Regions from separate parts of the Mus musculus genome. Here region 2 is linked to region 1. Evidence: chromatin loops called from intact Hi-C (ENCODE). Cell type or tissue: heart. All regions are shown on one strand. Region 1 has its middle 14 kb from the start of Slc22a8. Region 2 overlaps Chrm1 (cholinergic receptor, muscarinic 1, CNS).

Region 1 (5,000 bases):
AGTTTAGCAGAGTCAGAGATCAGCTCTGAATCTCCCTTGCTGGGCCTTCAAATTCTCAGTTGTAAAATGGGCACAGCGACAGTGGTCTGATGGGCCCAGTGGGAAGGGTGGACACTTCTGTGAGTGCTGTGAGGTGCTAAGCCCATATCCTGTGGAGGTTTGTGGTGTCCTAGCATCTCTGGGTTCTGAATGGAAGCTTATAGTTTATTGAGAAGTCTCCCCAACTAAACAGTGCATTTTTCTAGCCTGCCTTGTTTTCTTCGCAAGGCTAGTGCACACAGGCTTGCTTTATGATGAGTCTCAGTGAAGTCAGTGGTAGAGACACTGAGTGATCAAGATGGGTTGAGTTGTCAGGAGCAGATGGTACCACAGAGAAGAAGTCACAGATGCTAGGGGAGATGCTCCAAACCAACTCAATTGTCCCTAGGCCTAGGCTTTCCTTTTGGAAAGGGAGAAGGTTCTTGTGAGGCAGATTGGCAGATGCGATTTGACTATGATGAAGGCAAGGGCCAGGCAAAGCTTGGAGTCTACATGTGGAGGACTTAGCAATAGGGTCCAGATACACAGTAACTTGAACAAGGAAGAACATCTGAGACTAGGGCTGAGGGTGGTAATCTCATGGCACCTGGTTGGTAAATTCGTATAGCTGAAGACACGGGGTCTTTCACCACTAATGGGATCTCAGGGCCTGCTATTCTACCTCAGGGCTCTGAGCTCAGCCCCGTTTCTACAATATTGTTGATGAATTTCAGATAAGTAAACTTTATCTGAGTTTAGTGAGAAGCCAAAGCTGGGATAGAGGGAGTTTAAGTGGGAGGAGAGAATCAGAATCCAAAGCAATGGGAGTGTTGGGCACTGCTACTTTGTAGCAATGTCACTTCCCACAAGTCAGTTAACGTTTTTCTTTTTCAGAGATGATAATTGAGCTGGGGTCTCACAAATGTCAGGCAAGTGCTCAGCCACTGAGCTGCCCCTACTGCCTGCCTGTCGTGTGTGTGTGTGTGTGTGTGTGTGTGTGTGTGTGTGTGTGTGTGTGTGCGTGTGTTGTTTTAGTTTGCTTTCTATTGCTGTGATAACCAGCATGACTAAAAGCAACTTGGGGAGGAAAAGGTTTATTGCTCCTTACGGCTGTAGTCCATCATTTAAGAGAAGTCAAGGACAGGAACCCGAGGCAGGACACCTGGAGGCAAGAGCTGAAGGATGGAGGATGCTGCTTCCTGGCTTACTTCCCATGGCTTGCTTAGCCTGCTTTTCTATATAACCCAGGACAACTTGCCCATCGGTGACACCAACCCTAGTTTGGTAGGATTTCCCATATCAACTATTAACCAAGAAAATGCCCAACAGACCTGGCTATAGACCAGTCTTATAGGGGTGTTTTTCTCAGTTGAGATTCTCTCCTACTGTGTCAAGTTGACAAAATTACTGATCCGCACAGGTATCTTTCCTCAACCGCTCTTCACCTTTATTTGAACAACAGTTAAAATCTAGTTATGTATATGAACATTTTGCCCTTATGCGTATCTATAAACCACAGTGTTATTATGGATAATTGTGAGCTGCCACATGGATACTGGGACTTGAACCTGGGTCCTCTGGAAGAGAAAGTGCTCTTAACTGATAGACCATCTCTCCAGCCCCTATCTTTCTTCCTCCTCTCCCTCTCCCCCCACCCCTCTCTTTCTTTCTGTCAAGGTCTCTCACTGATTCACCTAGGCCAGCTGGCCAATGCGTTTCAGGAATCCACCTGGCTGCTTCCTCAGAAGTTGAGCTTAGCTTTTTATGTGGGTGCTGGAGACCTGAAGCCAGGTCCTCATGCTTGCGCAGAAGGCATCTTACCAAGTTAGCTGTCTCCCCAGCATGCATAAGCTTTCAGAATTTTGGCTTCCCCATCTGTAAAATTCAGACAATGCCACCTCCACTGCAGTGTTGTGAGGGGTCATGAGACAACTCATGGTTATGATACTAGCCTTGTGTGACTGGTGCAGAATAAGTTCTTAGTAACTGGTGGCTATTAACAGGATTGATGTCAGTGGGAGCTTCTTAAGGGCAGGAGACTTGTCTCTCATTTCAGTACCAGCACCTGGTACTGCGTAGGCACTGAACAAATGTTTGTCAGTGAACAAGATGAATCTGACAGGGATAAATGTCAGTTCCTGCACTCAGATCCAAAGACCCAGCTGCACAGGGCTGCAGTGGGGGAGAGCTGTCTCGGTACCAGTACATGTGAGAAAAATGGAGAGGTTTACACTGGGGAAAATTCTGGCCAATGTGAAGTGGCTATCAAAAAACTAAGCCAGAGCATCATAAGAGGTCCTGTGGACCAGTCTCTAGGGCCACATACCATTCTGTGATGAAGTGTGGAACGGAGCCCCAGACGCGCATTACAGAGAAACCCAGACAGTGGGCTTGGAGAAGTCCTCGTGAGCCGCGTGAGTCCGGGTGGCATTCAGACCTTGCCTCTTGCATTTGCTCTGGACACTATAGTAACAGCGTGGTGCTTCAGTTTCCTTCCCTGTGAAACATTCAAGCCACAGGTTGAACACAGCATGGTTGCTGGGAAAAGACAGGAACCAAGCTCAGTCCTTGCTGGATTTTCTCGCCCATCCTCCTCTCCGAGCTCCCGCTGGGGGCGGCTCACACTGGAGGACAGCTTGCAGGAAAGCTGTGGGTGGTCGGTGGAATCTTTCCATTTTGGGGGTGGGGTGTGATGTTGGGCCAGGATTACATGGATAGCTTCTCCCGCGTAGATCTCCATGCCTTTTTCCTCCTATTGAATCCAATGAACAGATTTGAAAGATCGGTTACCTCTCTGGCCCACGTCCAGACCCGGCCAGCCTCCCTTTCACGTGAGTGCCAGAGTCGGTCCTTACTTTATATGTACAAAACCAGGCTTCTTCTGGTTTTTCTTCCACAAACAGCTTTTGCTAGAGCGCCGGCCTCACGGTCCCTATGCGTCCTCTGGTGGCTTCAGGGAGTCACTGCATTGGCTTTAGCCTAGGATTGGAATCAGACATTTTGGCAAAATCACGCCCTCCATCAACACCAGATGAATGGGGGGAAATATTGTGATATATGTATACAACTGAATTATGTATAAGAATTAAAAAGGATTGGAATGCTGTCACATACTATAACATTAATGAGACCTCCACACATTTTTCTTGGTGAAACAAGATACAAAAGTCAGATAACTAATTTTGCTTATAAGAAGCACTAGAAAGGGAAAAGTAAAATAAATACAGGAATTAGAATAGAGGGTTTCTCATGATGAGAGGGTTTGGAAGGGGACTTTGCTTAATAAGTTCAGCATTCTGTTTTCCATGACAGTCTAGAGATGGGTAGAGGTGAACGTTGCTCAATACCATGGACATGTACTCACAAACATGCATGGTGTCTGTGCGTGCCTGCAATCCCAGCACTCTGGAAACAGATGCAGGAGGGTACATAAGATGCTGTCTCGGAAAACAAAATGGGGCCAGGAGATGGCTCAGTAAAGTACTTGAGGACTTGGATTTCGATCGCCAGCACTCTGGGATTTGTAAAATCAGGGTGTTGATTTTACAGGATCTGCTCCAGATAGCAGATCCCTGGAGATCTTAGCAGCTGTGGTTACCTGCACAAAATCAAGCCAACCAAAATTCCAGCATGGAAGGGAGGGGCCCCAGTAGAGGAGCAGTTGTCAGTTGATGGCTGTGGAGGGACAGAGAGTCATTTTTCTTTCTTCTGGAAGGTTGCTCATGCCCGTGGAGCTCCCCCACCAAGATCATATGAGCAGCACTGATTGGACTTGAGGTTATTAATTACAGTTAAAAAAGACATGAAGTTGGGAGAGAGACAGGGTGGGGGACACTAGGAGGAATTTTAGAGTGGTTCCGGTATGTATTGTATAAATGTATAAAAACTTCAAAGAATAAATTAAAATGTTATTAAAATCAATACATATAGAAACCATTTAGAATAAAATTAGGATAAGGTTTGCCATTTCCAAGCATGGGCAGTTTTATGTCTGTGCTTGCATGTTCATGGATGTGGACGTATGTATACAGATCAGAGGTCAGTGTTGTGTATCTTCCTTGGGTTCTCCACCTTGAGATAGGGTCTCTCTTGAAGCAGCTAGACTGACTGGCTAGTGAGCTCCAGGAATCAATCTTCTAGTCTCCATCTCCTGCTCCCTGATGCTGGGTTTAGAGATATATGACACTTGCACCCTGATTTTAGAATCCATGGGTCCTGAGGATCCAAACCCAGGTCTTTGAACATTTGACTAATGGCCTAGCCACACTTGAGCAAGCACATGCACCCATTGTGTGTGTGTGTGTTTATGTGTGTGTGTATGTTTACATGTGTTTGCATGCTTGTGTCCTTCTGGGTTTTTATTCTTAATGTAAGGGGTTCCTTGCCTTACTGTGAGTGGTCTGAACTGGAGCTAACATTCTAGCATACAGAACAGCACACGTCCTAGGGAGAAAGGAAACTTGAGCATATATTTTGATTTCAAGAAGTGCTGACCCAGAGGAATTTGAAATTTTCTGAGTGGCTTCTTTACAATGTTTTTAAAGTGGAGTTTTATCTTATTTAACCCTTTGATAGAAAAGATAATACATTTTTGTTTATGTTTCTCATAAACATGAGCAGTGTCTGCAGCAATAGAGACTCCACCCCTGTTTCTGAACCACCATCTAGTTCTATTGGAATGCTGAGAGCAGTGGCAATAGCCTGTGTTGTTTTGGCATCTCTGCGGCCTTACTGACTTAGCAACTCACAGGGAGATATCTGTGCCTGGTACTGCGATTTTCATTTAATAACTCATGCCTTTGTGAACAATGTTCTCCACCTACGCTGGTTACTTCTATTCAAATTCTTTTTAAAAAACATTTATTATGTTTTAAAAAACTAGCTTACAAACTAGTGGATTTCCGTACCCCACTCTTACCCTGTTCTCTCCCCAGTAGCCCTAGTGCCACCTAAACTTTTAACCTCAAGCATTCCTCTTGTCT
Region 2 (5,000 bases), 100 kb before region 1:
TTTTTAAAAAAGATTTATTTATTTTTTATTTATATGAGTACACTGCAGCTGTCTTCAGACACACACTAGAAGAGTGCATCAGATCTCATTACGGAGGGTCGTGAGCCACCATGTGGTTGCTGAGAATTGAACTCAGGACCTCTGGAAGAACAGTCAGGGCTCTTAACTGCCGAGCCATCTCTCTAGCCCACTCTCTTTCTTTTTTGAGACAGAGTTTTATATAGTTCAAGTTGATCATAAACTCCTGATCCTCCTGCTTCTATCTCTTGAATGCTGTGACTACTCCACGAAAGTACAGTGTGTGTGTGTGTGTGTGTGTGTGTGTGTGTGTGTGTGTGTGTGTTTGTGTATTAAGGTTTTAAAAAGCCAGGCATCGCTGGGCAGTGGTGGCACACACCTTTAATCTCAGCACTTGGGAGGCAGAGACAGGCAGCCAGGGATGTACAAAGAAACCCTGTCTCGAAAAACCAAAAAAAAAAAAAAAAAAAAAAAAAAAAAAAAAAAAAGTTAAAAGATGTACCTATTTTTATTTGACGTGGATGAGTGTTTTGCCTGCATGTATGCATATGTGTGTCTGTACCACCTTTGTGCCCACAGAGGCCAGAGGAAGGAGTCAGATCCCCTGAAGCTTCTGCTATGGATGTTTGTGAGCACCATGGGGTTGCTGGGAACTGAACCTGGGTCCTCTGTAAGTTCAACAAATGCAGGCTGGAGAGATGGCTCAGTGATTAAGAGCACTGACTGCTCTTCCAGAGGTCCTGAGTTCAATTCCCAGAAACCACGTGGTGGCTCACAACCATCAGTAATGGGGTCAGATGCCTTCTTCTAGTGTGTCTGAGGAGAGCAATAGTGGTGTACGCCTATGCATAAAATTAAATAAATCTTTAAAATCAACAAATGCTCTTAACCTCTGAACCGTCTCCTCAACCCGTGGGTTTTGAAGGCCTAAACACCAGAACTGTGGCTGGAGCGATGGCTCAGAGCACTGGCTGCCCTTGCACTGGACCCAAGTTCAGTTCCGCAACACTCACATAGTGATTTGCAACCACTTCGGCTTCAGTTCCAGGGGATCTGGTAACCCTCTTCTGACCTCCACACACACACACATGGTGCATATACATATATGCAGGCAACATATTCATACCCATAAAATAAACAAATCTTTAAAAGATAAAACCATAAAAAAGGCAATAATATTTTGTGATGCATGTTAGGTTCAAATGAAGTTTTATTGGTGTACAGCCATTCTTATTTGCTCTAGTATGTTTTTTATGGCTGCCTTCAACTGCAGTGACAGAGCATATAACACAGGAGTGCTCATGGGTGTTCTTCCTTTTGTCTCTTGTCTTTCAGAGTCTGAAATGTCTGCTCCCTGGCCTTTTACAGAAAAAGTTTGATGCTGAAGTCTGAATTGAGGGATTGTTTTAGCACGGTATGCAAGAGCAATGGAGAAAACAGGATATGTTCGTGAATTGTTTAGAGGTAGACTGGGTACAGGCAGTGCGAAGGAGTCTAGGTTGACTTATAGCTCTCTGGCTTGAGGAACTGTGTGAATGGTGGTTCCAGGAAGGCAGAAATACCAAATACCAGGGCCAGGAGGACAAGGATTGGGAGAGAAAGAGAGAGATGGACTTTTAGAATAGAATACTCCTTCTGCTAACTCTGGTTTATCATGAAAGCAAAGGCCCCAGGAGCAATGCATTCTTCAGAGCCCAAGGCTGTCAGGGGAAAACGTGTTGAAAGAGCATTCTTGCTTTAAAGGTGAGCAGGTTCCAAATGCAATTTCTATTTGGAGTTAGTCATAGTCCTGTGAAACCTAAGCTAGGCGCCTAAGAATAAAACCAGGGATTCTACAGGCCTTGGGAGACTCTGCAAGGATAGGTCACGCAGAAGGAAGACTGTAAAGGCTTCAGGCTAAGGGGCTTGCTTTTGTTTGTTTTTGAGACTTGCATGGATGATATTTGGTATCCCCAAATATCAAGACCCCTTTGCCTCCATGGTGATGATGTACTATTCAGAGAGGGCGGGACCTGTTTCTGAATGTTTATGTGTGTAGGTGTCTCTTCACACTTGTGTGCCTGGTGCTGGAGGAGGGCAAAAGAAGACATGGAATCCTGTAGGGCTGCAGTGAGTTCCCTTTTGTTTCCTTGAGACAAGATTACACACATAGCCCTGGCTGTCCTGGAACTCTCTATGCAGACCAGGGTGGCCTCAGACGCATAGGTAGCCTGCCTCTACCTCCCAAATGCTGGAATTAAAGGTGTATGCTCTCATGACTGGCACATTGTTTATTGGCTTATTTTGAAGACAGGCACAAGTGCATGGGGGTGGCGATGACAGCTTCCATGTGTGTGTTCTCACCATGTGGATCTCTGGAACATAACTCAAACTCTCAGCCTTGATAGCTAATGCCTTTACTCAGTGAACCTCTTGCCAGCTCCACTCTTGAAATTTTGAATGAAGCATAGAGACTTTGGGTCTGGTTAATTTTGGTGTGTGATTTTTTTCTTTTTTGCAACGTGTTTTTAATAATAAAAAAGTTTATGGATGAGACATATAGCTCATTTGTAGAGTGTTGGCCTAGTATATGAGAGACCCTAGATTCAGTCCCAATACTAGTTTTAAAAAGGAGGATGAGAAAGAGGAAGAGGAAGAAGAGGTAGTAATTTGGCCAGTGTGATGGTGAACATCTTTACTTCCAGCATTCAGAGACAGAGGCAGTCAGCTCTCTAAGAGTTCAAGGCCAGCCTGGTGTATATAATGAATTCCAGGCCAGCCAAGGCTACATACCAAGAGCTTGTCCAAAAAAAAAAAAAAAAAAGGCAGGGGGAAGAGCATTTAAACGTCAGGTTTCTTAAATTGCCAGCAGGTGGCGCTAAAATGTCATGGTGGAAATGGAAGTAAGGCTGGGCTTTGAGTGTGGGAGGGATTCTAACTTGTTCCTCCTCAGGCTAGCTCCAGTCTGGGATTGGTAGAAGATGTGGTATTCACAAAGCGACCTTATTCTCTCCTTACTTCTACCAAAAGGCCTTTGTTCCTGGGGTAAAGAGACTCCCTCAGGGTAGGAGTGGGTGCTGTGTTTGAGATGGACAGATGCCCATGCAACCACCCTCTTCCTTCAGCCTCATGTTATTCTCCATCCTGGGTTGGCAACTCTTTCTTCAGAGGCCTGCAGGACCCAGACCCCACCTGGACTTTACCCTCCTTCTTGCCCAGGTGTGCGCTGGACACTCTTCAAACCCAGTCACATTGGGATGTAAGATTCTTCTTCCTGGTTTGGGGGAATAGGACTCTAGACTTCCCAAAGCCAGAACAGAGGTACAGGGTAAGACCTGGGTGAGAAACTAGACAGGCCATTACCTGTGGCAGCCTCTTCTGTGGTAACACCGACGGTACAGCCATCAATTGCTTTTACCAGTTTGCCGCATCCCTCTGACACCTGCAAAGGGCTTGCTCCTCTTTTAGAGATGAAGACACTGAAGACAGGAGGCATGCCTAACCAAGGTTATTTGGTGGAGGGCATAGCAGGACCCCGGTGAGGTCCCCAGGAGAGGGAACAAGTGATAGGTGTGGGCTGCTACTCTCATTTCCGGTCCTGATGCTGGTCTCACCCCATCCTTCCTGATGCTGGTCCCATCCCCTCCTTCCTTGATGTTCCATTGGTCCCAAAGCTTCACTTCTTCCAGTGCTGCTCAGCTTCCTCCGCCCTCCACCTCCACACCCTTGACACAGGCAGGGCATTTATTTCTGAAGGGGGCTTAGGGCTACAAGGGAGCATGAACAAGCCAGAAGCCCTTACCAGGGTCTCAGCTGTCAACCTGTACTGGTGATACGGGGTACATGGCTTACATAAGATCATCCCATGTATCTCCTGCAGCTCTGGCCAGCTTCTCCTTGTCCACCTAGTGGGCTATCCTTGCCCACAGTGTTGCAACCATTCCATAGCTTGTGGGTGATGAAGGTGATTGAGACATTTGACACCCCATTGGCTAATAGGGTTGATGCAACTGATCCGACTGGCTCAGTAGGTGTCTTCTTCCTCTATCATCCCTCCATATTCATCTTGTCCAAATCTGTACACCCAGTTCAAGAGGAAGACCTTCCCAGATAAAGGAGGAAGGTCAAGGGTATATACCAGGAGATGCACACCCCAGCTAGAACTGCTAGATAAGCTCTCAAGGTCCAACAGTTTCTGGGAGTTCAGGAAGCTAAATGTGTGGGGGTGAATCCCACCCCTTCCTCTACAGGGATTTAAAAAAAAAAAGGCTTATTTATTATGTATACAGTATTCTGTCTGCATGTATGCCTGCAGGCCAGAAGAGGGCACCAGATCTCATTATAGAGGGTTGTGAGCCACTACGTGGTTGCTGGGAATTGAACTCAGGACCTCGGGAAGAGCAGCCAGTACTCTTAACCTCTGAGCCAACTCTCCAAGCCTGCAGGGATTTTTTTGGGGGGTCCCCACCCAGGACCTCAGCCTTCTAGGATATTTTTTTTACCCCTCTCAAACTTTAATGTGTACCAGAATCACCTTGAGGCTGCTGGTTACAGATAGCTGGTTTCCATCCTTGGAATTCTTCTTTTACTAAATCCATAGTGATCCCAGAAATTTACCTAGTTAAGTTCCCAGGTGCAGGCAATATTCCTGGTTTGGGCTTCTGTTAGATTAGCAGGCCTTGTCTGGCTCCAGGCAATCTTGGCTAACCACTGGATTATCCAGCATTGAAGAAAATCTTTGCTTGTCTGGAGCACATCGGATAATCTATACTAAGAATATGGTTTGTGGTGGAGGTCCTAGGCCACACTCTATCTGTTAAGCCTCTAGAGGGGCTGGACACTGAGGCCAACGGTGTGGGCAGTCAGCCATGTTCCTCCCTATGCCTGTCCTCTAGTACAAACACCAGACACCATGGTTCTGGAGGGTGTTTGTGGCTGGCAGAATGTCATGTAAGCTGTCCTACATCATTGCTGGAGAATTAAGTATTCTGTGACTTCCTGGG

What was found. A loop is a pair of places that touch in the nucleus more often than their neighbours do. Peaks named below come from ENCODE experiments on the same cell type or tissue, not always from the same donor. Only the 100,000 strongest peaks of a DNase experiment are listed, where the experiment ranks them.
Region 2: it touches region 1 in a loop (6-fold over the local background); 42 of 42 quality-filtered maps call a loop at or near these places.

What each region holds. Positions count from the first base shown.
Region 1 is chr19:8,576,322-8,581,321 of GRCm38, reverse strand. No RefSeq gene overlaps it. Among named protein-coding and RNA genes, the nearest start is that of Slc22a8, 14 kb to the left of the region's middle. In heart, no CTCF peak of the experiment used is centred here; a DNase peak (open chromatin) is centred at 2,801; H3K4me3 peaks cover 914 bases; H3K27ac peaks cover 748 bases.
Region 2 is chr19:8,681,115-8,686,114 of GRCm38, reverse strand. Chrm1 (cholinergic receptor, muscarinic 1, CNS) reads right to left here. Exons shown (of 3, transcript NM_001112697.1): 3 at 2,509-5,000. Among named protein-coding and RNA genes, the nearest start is that of Chrm1, 20 kb to the right of the region's middle. In heart, CTCF peaks have their summits at 2,874 (motif pointing right) and 4,287 (motif pointing right); a DNase peak (open chromatin) is centred at 2,894.